Linked DNA regions of Homo sapiens: region 2 is linked to region 1. A link is a loop called in an ENCODE intact Hi-C map of the cell type or tissue named here. Cell type or tissue: GM12878. All regions are shown on one strand. Each heading gives the region's core, and the rest is flanking DNA. Links, peaks and the distances in the headings are about the cores only. Region 1 overlaps IDH2-DT (IDH2 divergent transcript). Region 2 has its middle 23 kb from the start of SEMA4B.

The links. Peaks named below come from ENCODE experiments on the same cell type or tissue, not always from the same donor. Only the 100,000 strongest peaks of a DNase experiment are listed, where the experiment ranks them.
Region 2: it touches region 1 in a loop (7-fold over the local background); 1 of 110 quality-filtered maps calls a loop at or near these places.

The regions. Positions count from the first base shown.
Region 1 is chr15:90,117,814-90,123,189 of GRCh38, reverse strand. The region is part of intron 2 of IDH2-DT (IDH2 divergent transcript); the gene reads right to left. Among named protein-coding and RNA genes, the nearest start is that of IDH2, 18 kb to the right of the region's middle. RefSeq lists an enhancer at 1,104-1,603. In GM12878, for the core only: no CTCF peak of the experiment used is centred there; no DNase peak of the experiment used is centred there.
Region 2 is chr15:90,175,693-90,181,068 of GRCh38, reverse strand. No RefSeq gene overlaps it. Among named protein-coding and RNA genes, the nearest start is that of SEMA4B, 23 kb to the left of the region's middle. RefSeq lists an enhancer at 2,101-3,006. In GM12878, for the core only: no CTCF peak of the experiment used is centred there; a DNase peak (open chromatin) is centred at 2,358; H3K4me3 peaks cover 1,226 bases; H3K27ac peaks cover 850 bases.

The DNA.
Region 1 (5,376 bases), core at 215-5,214:
TGGGGTTCCACTGTGTTAGCTAGGATGGTCTCGATCTCCTGACCTCGTGATCCGCCCACCTCGGCCTCCCAAAGTGTTGGGATTACAGGTGTGAGCCACCACGCCCGGCCTATAGGAGTTTTCAAAAAGGCATAAGTCTTCTAGAAGATACTATAGGAGAATACTTTCACAATCTTGGGATAGGAAAAGATTTATTACATAGGACATAGAAATAATAAACATAAAAGATATGTTGACAGAGCGTGGTGGCTCACACCTGTAATCCCAGCACTTTGGGAGGCCAAGACAGGTGGATCGCCTGAGGTCAGGAGTTTGAGACCAGCCTGGCCAACATGGTGAAACCCTGTCTCTACTAAAAATATAAAAATTAGCTGGGCGTGGTGACAAATGCCTGTAATTCCAGCTATTCTGGAGGCTGAGACAGGAGAATCACTTGAACCTGGGAGGCAGAGGTTGCAGTGAGCTGAGATCATGCCACTGCACTCCAGCCTGGGCAACAGAGCAAGACTCCATCTCAAAAAACAAACAAACAAACAAATAAACAAAAGATATGTCGACCTAGAGGAAAAAACTGAGGGAAAATCATTTATACAAATAGAGAGTTTATTTGGGCCAAGTTGAGGACTGCAACCTGGGAGCACAGATTCAAGTTGCCCTGAATAAATGCTCCAATTAGCAATATTTACAGATGGGTTTTTAAAGGAAAAAAGGAGAAGCAGTCCCTAAATGGTCTACCAAGAATTTACATTAAAATAATATAAGCTATTGATTGGCTATCCATTGATTTTTTTTGTATCAGGAATTCCAGGACATGAAGATAACAGATAAGGAAAAAAAAAAAAAAAAAAGGCCTTTAAACAGGTGCCCCAGGCCTGAATGTGGGAGGGCCTGGGGAGCTGTGACTGAAGTCCCATACTCAAGTCTCTCTGGGCCTGATCAATTTTGTATACAATTTCACATAGCTCAGACTGTTCTGAGCTATTTTTCTTTTCTCAGGTCAATAAGTTGGACTACATTAAAATTAAGAGTTTTTGTGCATCGAAAGATGTGTTAAAAAAATAAAGCAAGCCATTGAGTAAGAGGACATTTGCAACACATACATCCAAAAAGGAGACTCTGGGCGTGGTGGCTCATGCCTGTAATCCCAGCACTTTGGGAGGCTGAGGCAGGTGGGTCACTTGAGGTTAGGAGTTCGAGACCAGCCTGACCAACATGGTGAAACCCCATCTCTACCAAAAAAAAAAAAAAAAAAAAAAAAAAAAATTAGCTGGGCATGGTTGCGTGTGCCTGTAATTCCAACTACTTGGGAGGCTGAGGCAGGAGAATTACTTGAGTAACCTGAGAGATGGAGGTTGCAGTGAGCTGAGATCACGCCACTGTACTCCAGCCTGGGTGACAGAGCAAGACTCTGTCTCAAAATAAATAAATAAATACATAAATAAGGAGACTCATATCAAAATGTATATCAAGGCTGGGCGTGGTGGCTTATGCCTGTAATCCCAGCACTTTGGGAGGCCGAGGCAGCAGATTACCTGAGGTCAGGAGTTCAAAACCAGCCTGGCCAACATGGCAAAACCCGTCTCTATTAAAAATACAAAAACTAGCTGGGGGTGGTGGTGCACATCTGTAATCCCAGCTACTCAGGAGGCTGAGGCAGGAGAATTGCTTGAATCTGAGAGGCAGAGGTTGCAGTGAGCTGAGATCGCGCCACTGCACTCCAGCCTGGGTAACAGAGCGAGACTCCGTCAAAAAAAAAAAAAAAAGAAAAAAGAAAAAAAATGTATATCGAACTCCTACAAATCACAAACAAGCAGAAAAGCCAATGGAAAAACAGGCAAAAGATTTGAAACAGGTGCTTCACGAGAGAATATCCAAATAGCTAATAAGCATATGAAAAGGAACTCAATCTCATTAGTCCCCAGGGAAATGCAATTTAAAAATCGCACTGAGCTCCCACTACACCCACCAGAATAACTAAAGCTGAAAAGAATGACAATGCTGTTATCAGTGCTGTAGAGAAACTGAAACTCTCATACTTTGCTGGTAGAATATAAATTAGACAATCAATTTGAAAAGTTGGCAGTGTCTATTAAAACTGAACACTTTATATATGTATGTGTACGTCCTATGACCCAGTAATTCACTCATAAGTATTATTCCACAGAATTTTGTATATATGTACAGAAGATAAGTGTAAGAACGTTCATAGAAGCATCGTTAGTAATAGCCCCAAACTGTAAACACCCGATGTTCATCAATAGTAGAATGCAAATAGTAGAAATAAATTATGGCAGGTTCATAAAATGCAACTTTAGATAGCAACGGAATTAGTAAATTACAGCTACATGCAAAAACATGAATGAAGTTTATAATGTAATGTTGAGAAAAAGACACAACAGAGTATATACTGTATGACTTTATTTACACAAAAATAAAAATGGGCAAAATCAATCATTTTAGTAGAAGTTAGGATAGTAGTAGTGACCTTTGGGGAATTTGGAAAAATAATGTCTAAGAGAGAACTTAAGGATGGTTTCTGGGTTGCAGGTAATGTTGTTTTCTTTTCTTTTTTGAGACGGAGTCTCGCTCTGTCGCCCAGGCTGGAGTACAGCGCGATCTTGGCTCACTGCAACCTCCGCCTCCCAGGTTCAAGCGACTCTCCTGTCTCAGCCTTTAGGGCCTCACCTCTTAATACCATCTCACTGGCCATTGATTTTTTTTTTTTTTTTTTTTTGAGATGGAGTCTTGCTCTGTTGACCAGGCTAGAGTGCAGTGGCAGGATCTCGGGTCACTGCAACCTCCGCCTCCCGGGTTCAAGTGATTCTCCTGCCTCAGCCTCCAGAGTACCTGAGATTACAGGCATGCACCATGACTCCTGGCTATTTTTTTTTGTATTTTTAGTAGAAACGGGGTTTTGCCATGTTGGCCAGTCTGGTCTTGAACTCCTGACCTCAAGTAATCTGCCCGCCTTGGCCTCCCAAAGTGCTGGGATTACAGGTGTGAGCCACCACGCCTGGCCCAGCCATTAAATTTTAATACATGAATTCTGTGAGACATTTAGACCTTAGCAGTGAGAGTAAAATAAAACAAGTTGAAACAGAGAAACTTAATTCTCACAGACTTTTGTTAAAAGACCTGTTGAATGACACCTTTCAGTTATTAGGAAATTGAACCCAGGAGGCAGGAGTGAAATTCAAGACACAATGCTGAGTAAAGAAACTGGCATGGCTGGGTGGCTCACACCTGTAATCCCAGCACTTTTGGGAAGCTGAGGTGGGAAGATCCCTTGAACCCAGGAGTTTGAGACCAGCCTGGGCAACATAGGAAGACCCCTGTCTCTATGAAAAAAGAAAGAAAGGTGCAAACATGTTTATACATCTACTTGAAAAGAAAAATGAGGAGGCTTAGAACTCCCACTGGAACTAAAATATTATGGACTAATAACATGAAAGATGGGAGAATTGGAGAGAAATAATCTAAGTTTCTCATATTTTTAAGAAGGATAAATAAAATAATGAGTTTTAAACTTTGTAAAGTCAAGAATTTAATTTTTCCTTCCCTTCCCTTTCCCTTTTTCTTTTCTTTCTCCTTCCTCCCTTCCTTCCTTCCTTCTTTCCTTTCCTCCCTCCCTTCCTCCCTCCCTCTTTCTCTTTCTTTCTTTTCTTTTCTTTCCTTCTTTCCTTCTCTCTCTCTCTTTCTTTTTCTTTTTTTTCTTTCTGATACAGGGTCTTGCTCTGCCACCCAGGCTAGAGTGTAGTGGTGTGATCATGGCTTACTGCCACCTTGACCTGAGCTCAAGGGATCCCCCTGCCTCAGCCTCCTGAGTAGCTACAGGTGTGTGCCATCACATCTGGCTAATTGTTTTTCAATTTTGGTAGAGATAGGGTCTTGCTATGCTGCCCAGGCTGGTCTCAAACTCCTGGCTTCAAGTGATACTCCTGCCTCAGCTTCCCAAAGTGCTGAGATTATAGATGTGGGTTCCCAAGTCTGAATTTAATTTCTAAACAGGTAGAAATAGAACATATCATTTCCATACCAGTAAGGGAGGTAGAGGAGAATAAAGAAATCTTGGCTGATCCGATAGAAAGCTTAAAAGGATGTGAAAAGAAGCAAAAGAAGGCCAGGCGTGGTAACATGGGCGTATAGTCCCAACTACTTGGGAGCCTGAGGTGGGAGGATCCCTTGACCTAGAAGCCTGAAGTTGCAGTGAGCTACGGTCACACCACTGCACTCCAACCTGGCCAACAGAGTGAGACCTTGTCTCCAAAATAAATAAATAAATAGATAAGCAAAAGAAAAGCATGGCAAATAGAAAGTACAAAATAAAGTGATAGAAATGTAAAAAATATTCAGCAATCTCCATAAATGTGAACAGTGTAAATATGTTTATAAAAGACAAAGACTTTCAGCTGGGCACAGTGGTTCACGGCTATAATCCCAGCACTTTGGGAGGCCGAGGTAGGCAGATCACGAAGTCAGGAGTTTGAGGCTAGCCTGGCCAACATGGTGAAACCCCATCTCTACTAAAACTACAAAAATTAGCTGGGCCTGGTGGTTCGTACCTGTAATCCCAGCTACTGGGGAGGCTGAGGCAGGAGAATCACTTGAACCTTGGAGGCGGAGATTGCAGTGAGCCGAGCTTGTGCCACTGCACTCCAGCCTGGGCAAGAGAGCAAGACTCCATCTCAAAAAAAAAAAAAAAAAGACAGACTTTCAAAGTATGTTACAAAACCAAAACTCAGCTATGTGTGGATACACATAAAATATGTAACATAAAAAATTAAAAGTAAAAGGCATGAAAAAAGTTGTATCAGGCAAATACGGACCAAAGTAAAGCTGGTGTAGCAATATACAATAGTTCAAAATAAATCTTAAGGCAAAACGCAAGTTTAGGTATAAAGAGAATCATTATTTAATGATAAAAGGAGTAATTTACTAGAAAAATATAACAGGTATGAGCATAACACTTAAGAAAACTTCATAATATATATAGCACAAATGGATGGAATTACCAAGAGGAATGAACACATCCACAATCACACTGGGCAGTCTTAACACCTCTCTTAGAAACAAATAGCTTATAAAAACTTACAAGAACATAGATTTCAGTGGCGCTACTTGGGAGGCTGAGGTGGAAGGATTGCTTGAGCCCAGGAGGTCAAGGCTGCAATGAGCTGTGATCGTATCACTGCACTCTAATGCATCTCCCCCTGCCAAAAAAAAAAAAAAAAAAAAAAAATCGGAAAAGATTGGGTGTAGTGGCTCACACCTGTAATCCTAACACTTTGGGAGGCTGAAGTGGGAGGATTGCTTGAGTCCAGGAGTTCAAGACCAGCCTGGACAACATAGCAAGACCTTGTCTCTGCTAAAAAACAA
Region 2 (5,376 bases), core at 156-5,155, 58 kb before region 1:
TGCTGTAAATAGACTGCAGACCTTATCGTTCAGTTTTTGCATGCACTTATTTGTGCCTGCACATATATATGTGCGTTTAGTTTTATGTAACTTGAACCCATGAATGCATTTGTGTACCGACCACCACCATCAAGAACTGTTCCATCCCTGTGGGGTACTCCTTCACGGTACCTCTTTATAGTCACACTCCTGTCACTGTCCTCTCACAACCATTAATCTCTTCTCCATCTGTATAGTTTTGTTATTTCAAGAATGTTATGTAAATATAGTGCATAACCTTTTGAGATTGGCTTTTTTCTTTTTATTTTTTTATTATTTTTTTTAAGACAACGTCTCTCTCTGTCATCCAGCCTGGAGTGCAGAGATTGGCTTTTTTCGATAACCATAATGCCTCTGAGATATATCCAACCAAGTCACTGTGTGTATCAATAGTTCTTTCCTTTTTATTACTGAGTAGTATCCCATGGAATGCATGTACTAGAGTTTAACTTTTTATTTTTTTGTACAGATGGGGGTCTCCCTATGTTGCCTAGGCTGGTCTTCAACTCCTGGGCTCAAGCAATCCTCCCACCTCAGTCTCTCAAAGTACTGGGATTACAGGCATAAGCCACCATATCTAGCTCAAGTTTATTCACCCATTGAATTGAAGGCTATTTGGGTTGTTTCCAGTTTTGGGCTATTACAAATGAAGCAACTCTAAACATTTGTGTACAGGTTTTTATATGAATGTAAGTTTTCATTTCTCTGAGATATATGTCCAAAGAATGCCATTGCTGTGTCTTATGGTAAGTGCATATCTAGTCTTATAAATTGCCATGATTTTTTGCAGAATGGCTGTACCATTTACATTTCCACCAGGAATGTGGAGAGAGATCCATTTTCTCCACACTCTTGCCAGCATTTCCTGTTATCACTGTTTTTTATTTTAGCTGCTCTTATAGGTGCATAGTAATATCTCATTGTGATTTTTTTATTGTAATTTTTTTTTTTTTTTTTGAGAGGGAGTTTTGCTCTCGTTGCCCAGACTGGAGTGCAATAGTGCAATCTCGGTTCACTGCAACTACCACCTCCCGGGTTCAAGCGATTCTCCTGCCTCAGCCTCCCAAGTAGCTGGGATTCCAGGCATGTGCCACTGCGCCCAGCTAATTTTGTATTTATAGTAGAGACAAGGTTTTACCATGTTGGCCATGGCTGGTCTCAAACTCTCAACCTCAGGTGATCCACCCACCTCGGCCTCCCAAAGTGCTGGGATTACAGGTGTGAGCCTGCCTCATTGACTCATTGACTCATTGACTTTTTTCTCTACATTACTGGCATCCTCCAGAACCCCTGTCTTTCCTTGCTTCTGCTCCATCCTGCATCTCTCCCCTATCTTCCTCTCCTTCCCCAGGACCTGAGGCATCCCCATGCCCCTCTTGAATGATTGTCTTCCCTCCTCTGATAAAAACCCTGAGGCTATAACAAACTGCTGGAAGAAAAAAAAAAAAAGCCCTGAGGCTGGCCACCCACCTCTGGCCACTTCCTTGTCACTAGAGACTTCGCATGTGGCTCCCAGTTCTTCACCTAAAGCTCCAGTCACTGTCTTGGTGACAAGTCCTGCATCTACTTTCTTACATCTCTGGTGACTTCCCTGACCCCACTTCAACCGCCACTCCAATTTTACCAGCAGTCACAGCTCCATCAGCAAGATCCCAAATTCAGGCATCCCAGTCTCTAACTCCCTTCTCTTTTCCTTCCTACTTCCTGGTTTAACACACTCGCTCAGACCTTCCTTGGACCTCAGCAGCCTCTCCAGGTCACTGATGTCCCACCTTCTCCTGATCCACTAGCCTTTCTCCCTCCCCATTCCCTTCTTACCCACTTAGATCCACCATTCCAACAACCTATTGCCTCAATTCTCTAACATCCCTTGTGGTCATTTTCACCACGTGGGAAAGCTCCAGATGTTAGCCAGGCAGGGCAGCACGCACCTGTAGTCCCAGCTACTAGGGAGGCTGAGGCAGGAGAATGGCTTGAACCCGGGAGGTGGAGGTTGCAGTGAGCTGAGATTGCACCACTGCACTCTGCACTCCAGTCTCCAGTCTGGGCGACAGAGTGAGACTCCATCTCAAAAAAAAAGAAAGAAAGAAAGAAAGAAAGCTCTAGATGAGCTCTGTGACCCACTTTCTCAGTACCTCTTCCTCAACAGTGGCTGGAGAGAGTCACTTAGGGTGGAGGGTTCCATTGCAAATCTAGGTTATCAGCTTCAGACCCTCAGCACCACCTGGGCTGTCCTTTCTCTGGCCACCTCTCTACATTGCTCTCTGGACCAACTCTCTTAAACATTTTCCCTTCTGTCCTTTACTTCACATACAAAACAGAAGTGAAGATCTCTGGCCTGAGATTGCAAAAACCACAACAACCAAAAACCAAAATAGAAGTCATGATGGGCGTGGTGGCTCACACGTGTAATTCCATCACTTTGGGAGGCCAAGGTGGGCAGATCACTTGAGCCCAGGAGTTCAAGACCTGCCTGGGCAACATAGCGACACTGCCCCATCTCGACAAAAAATTTTAAAAACTAGTCAAGTGTGGTGGCACACATCTGTAGTCCCAGCTATCTGGGAGGCTGAGGTGGAAGGATCACCCGAGCCTGAGAGGTTGAGGCTGCAGTGAGCTATGATCGTGCCACTGCACTCCAGTCTGGGCAACAGAGTGAGACCCTGTCTCAAACAAACAAACAAACAAAATTAAAGTCATCAGATGGGGTCTTCCTTATTTTTTTCCATCTGCATTGAGAGAGACCCAGTCTACTTTCATGAAAAGGGTGGTGGTCTTGGTATAGATGGATGGATAGATTGCTGTTTACAAGAAATGCAGTTATTTTACGTGTTTAGACACAACAAAACAGTGCTCTTTAACACACGCAAGTACAATGGCTATAGGTGCAAATACATTTTGCAATAACATACAAAGTCTAAATCTGAAGCTCTTTCTGAATTGGGAACCTAGGTAAATGGGCCCTCCTTGGTACCTAACAGGCTTCATCCACTTCCAAGCTACTCCCTGCAAGCCCCCCACCGCCCTGCCCCTCCTACCCTTCTTCTCACCAAAGTAATTGTTCTACACCCTGGCTGCGCATTGGAATCGCTTGGAGGAGCTGGCCAATTCTGCATATCATTTCAATCAGATTCTCTGGGGGTGAATCCAGGCTTCAGTTGTGTTTTTTTTTTTTTGACAGAGTGTCACTCCGTCACCAAGGCTGGAGTGCAATGGCACAATCTTGGCTCACCGCAACCTCTACCTGTTGGGTTCAAGCGATTCTCCTGCCTCAGCCTCCTGAGTAGCTGGGACTACAGGCGTGTGCCACCAGGCCCAGCTAATTTTTGTATTTTTAGTAGAGACGGGGTTTCACCACATTGGCCAGGCTGGCCTCGATCTCCTGACCTCAGGTGATCTGTCTGCCTTGGCCCCGCAAAGTGCTGGAATTACAGGCATGAGCCACCGCGCCCAACCAACATCAGTATTTATTTATTTGTTTTTTTGAGATTGATTCTTGCACTGTTGCCCAGGCTGGAATGCAAGGGTGCAATCTCGGCTCACCGCAACTTCTGCCTCCCGGGTTCAAGTGATTCTCATGCCTCAGCCTCCAGAATAGCTGAGATTACAGGCACCCGCCAACATGCCCAGCTAATTTTTGTATTTTTAATAGAGATGGGGTTTCACCACGTTAGCTAGGCTGGTCTCGAAGTTCTGACCTCAAGTGATCCGCCTGCCTCTGCCTCCTAAAGTGCTGGAATTATGGGCACCAGCCACTTCGCCCAGCCAAACACATGTAAATTTTCAAATTCTGTAGGTGATTCGAGCCAGCAGCAGAGGTTGGGGGTTGGGAAGCCAGTCCTACAGAAACTGCCCCTCCTCCTATCTACCCTTCCACTGTACTTTGTCTCCCACTCCCTCCCTCTCAACTGGTTTACTTCTAAAGACTTTTCTTTTTTTTTTTTTTCTGAGATGGAGTCTCGCTCTGTCACCCAGGCAGGAGTGCAGTGGCGCGATCTCAGCTCACTGCAACCTCCGCCTCCCAGATTCAAGTGATTCTCCTGCCTCCCAAGTAACTGGGACTACAGGTGTGTGCCACCAAGCCTGGCTAATTTTTGTATTTTTAGTAGAGATGGGGTTTCACCATGTTGGCCAGGCTGGCCTCGAACTCCTGACCTCAAGTGATCCCCCTGCCTCGGCCTCCCAAAGTGCTGGGATTACAGGCTGAGCCCCCGCACATGGCCTAAAGACTTTTCAACATGATCAAGTCTCTCCCACTTACGGAAAAAAGAAAAATTGCAAATACCCACAAATATTCCTTGACTTTCACATGCTGCTCCAAGCTCCTTCCCATCCCAGGGCTCTTAGCTAGAATGCTCTCCTCTGGTTCCAAGCTACACCCAGACTGGTAACTTAGTTACACCCTTAGCCTTGTTTCTCAAACCCTAATATGTATGCTGCTGTGCACCTGGGAGATCTTGTTAAAAAGCACATTTAGGCCTGGCGCAGTGGCAAATGCCTGTAATCTCAGTACTTTGGGAGGCCGATGGGAGGCCAAGGTGGGTGGATCACCTGAGGTCTGGAGTTTGAGACCAGCCTGGCCAACACAGTGAAACCCCGTCTCTACTAAAAATACAAAAATTAGCCGGGTGTGGTGGCGAGTGCCTGTAATCCCAGCTGCTCGGGAAACTGAGGTAGGAGAATCTCTTGAACCCGGGAGGCAGAGGTTGCAATGAGCTGAGATAGCGCCACTGCACTCCAGCCTGGGCAACAAGAGTGAGATTCCATCTCAAAAAAAAAATAAAAATAAAAAATAAAAATAAATAGCACATTTAGAAACTGTAGATCTGGGGGGGGGCTGAAGATTCTTCATTTTAACACAGTTCAATATGAGGGCGATGCTGTGCATTATCTTCAAGCAGTAAAGTTTTAAGTCTCTGCTCAACAGGCTCCTTGGGAAAGCAACCCCGACTTTCCTACGTTAAAGCCTCCTTCACAGCACTTAAGGCTTTTTTGATATTTCTGCTCGTCCTCCCAGTTTACTCCTCCATAAAATGGGCATTCCGGCCGGGTGCGGTGGCTCACGTCTGTAATCCTAGCACTTTGGGAGGCCGAGGCAGGCAGATTGCCTGAGCTCAGGAGTTCAAGACCAGCCTGGGCAACAAGGTGAAACCCCGTCTCTACTAAAATACAAAAAATTAGCTGGGCGTGGCAGCGTGTGCCTGTAGTCCTAGCTACTCGGGAGACTGAGGCAGGAGAATTGCTTGAACCCGGGAGGCGGAGGTTGCAGTGAGCCAAGATCGCACCACTGCAGTCCAGCCTGGGTGACAGAGCGACTCCGTCTCAAAAAAAAAAAAA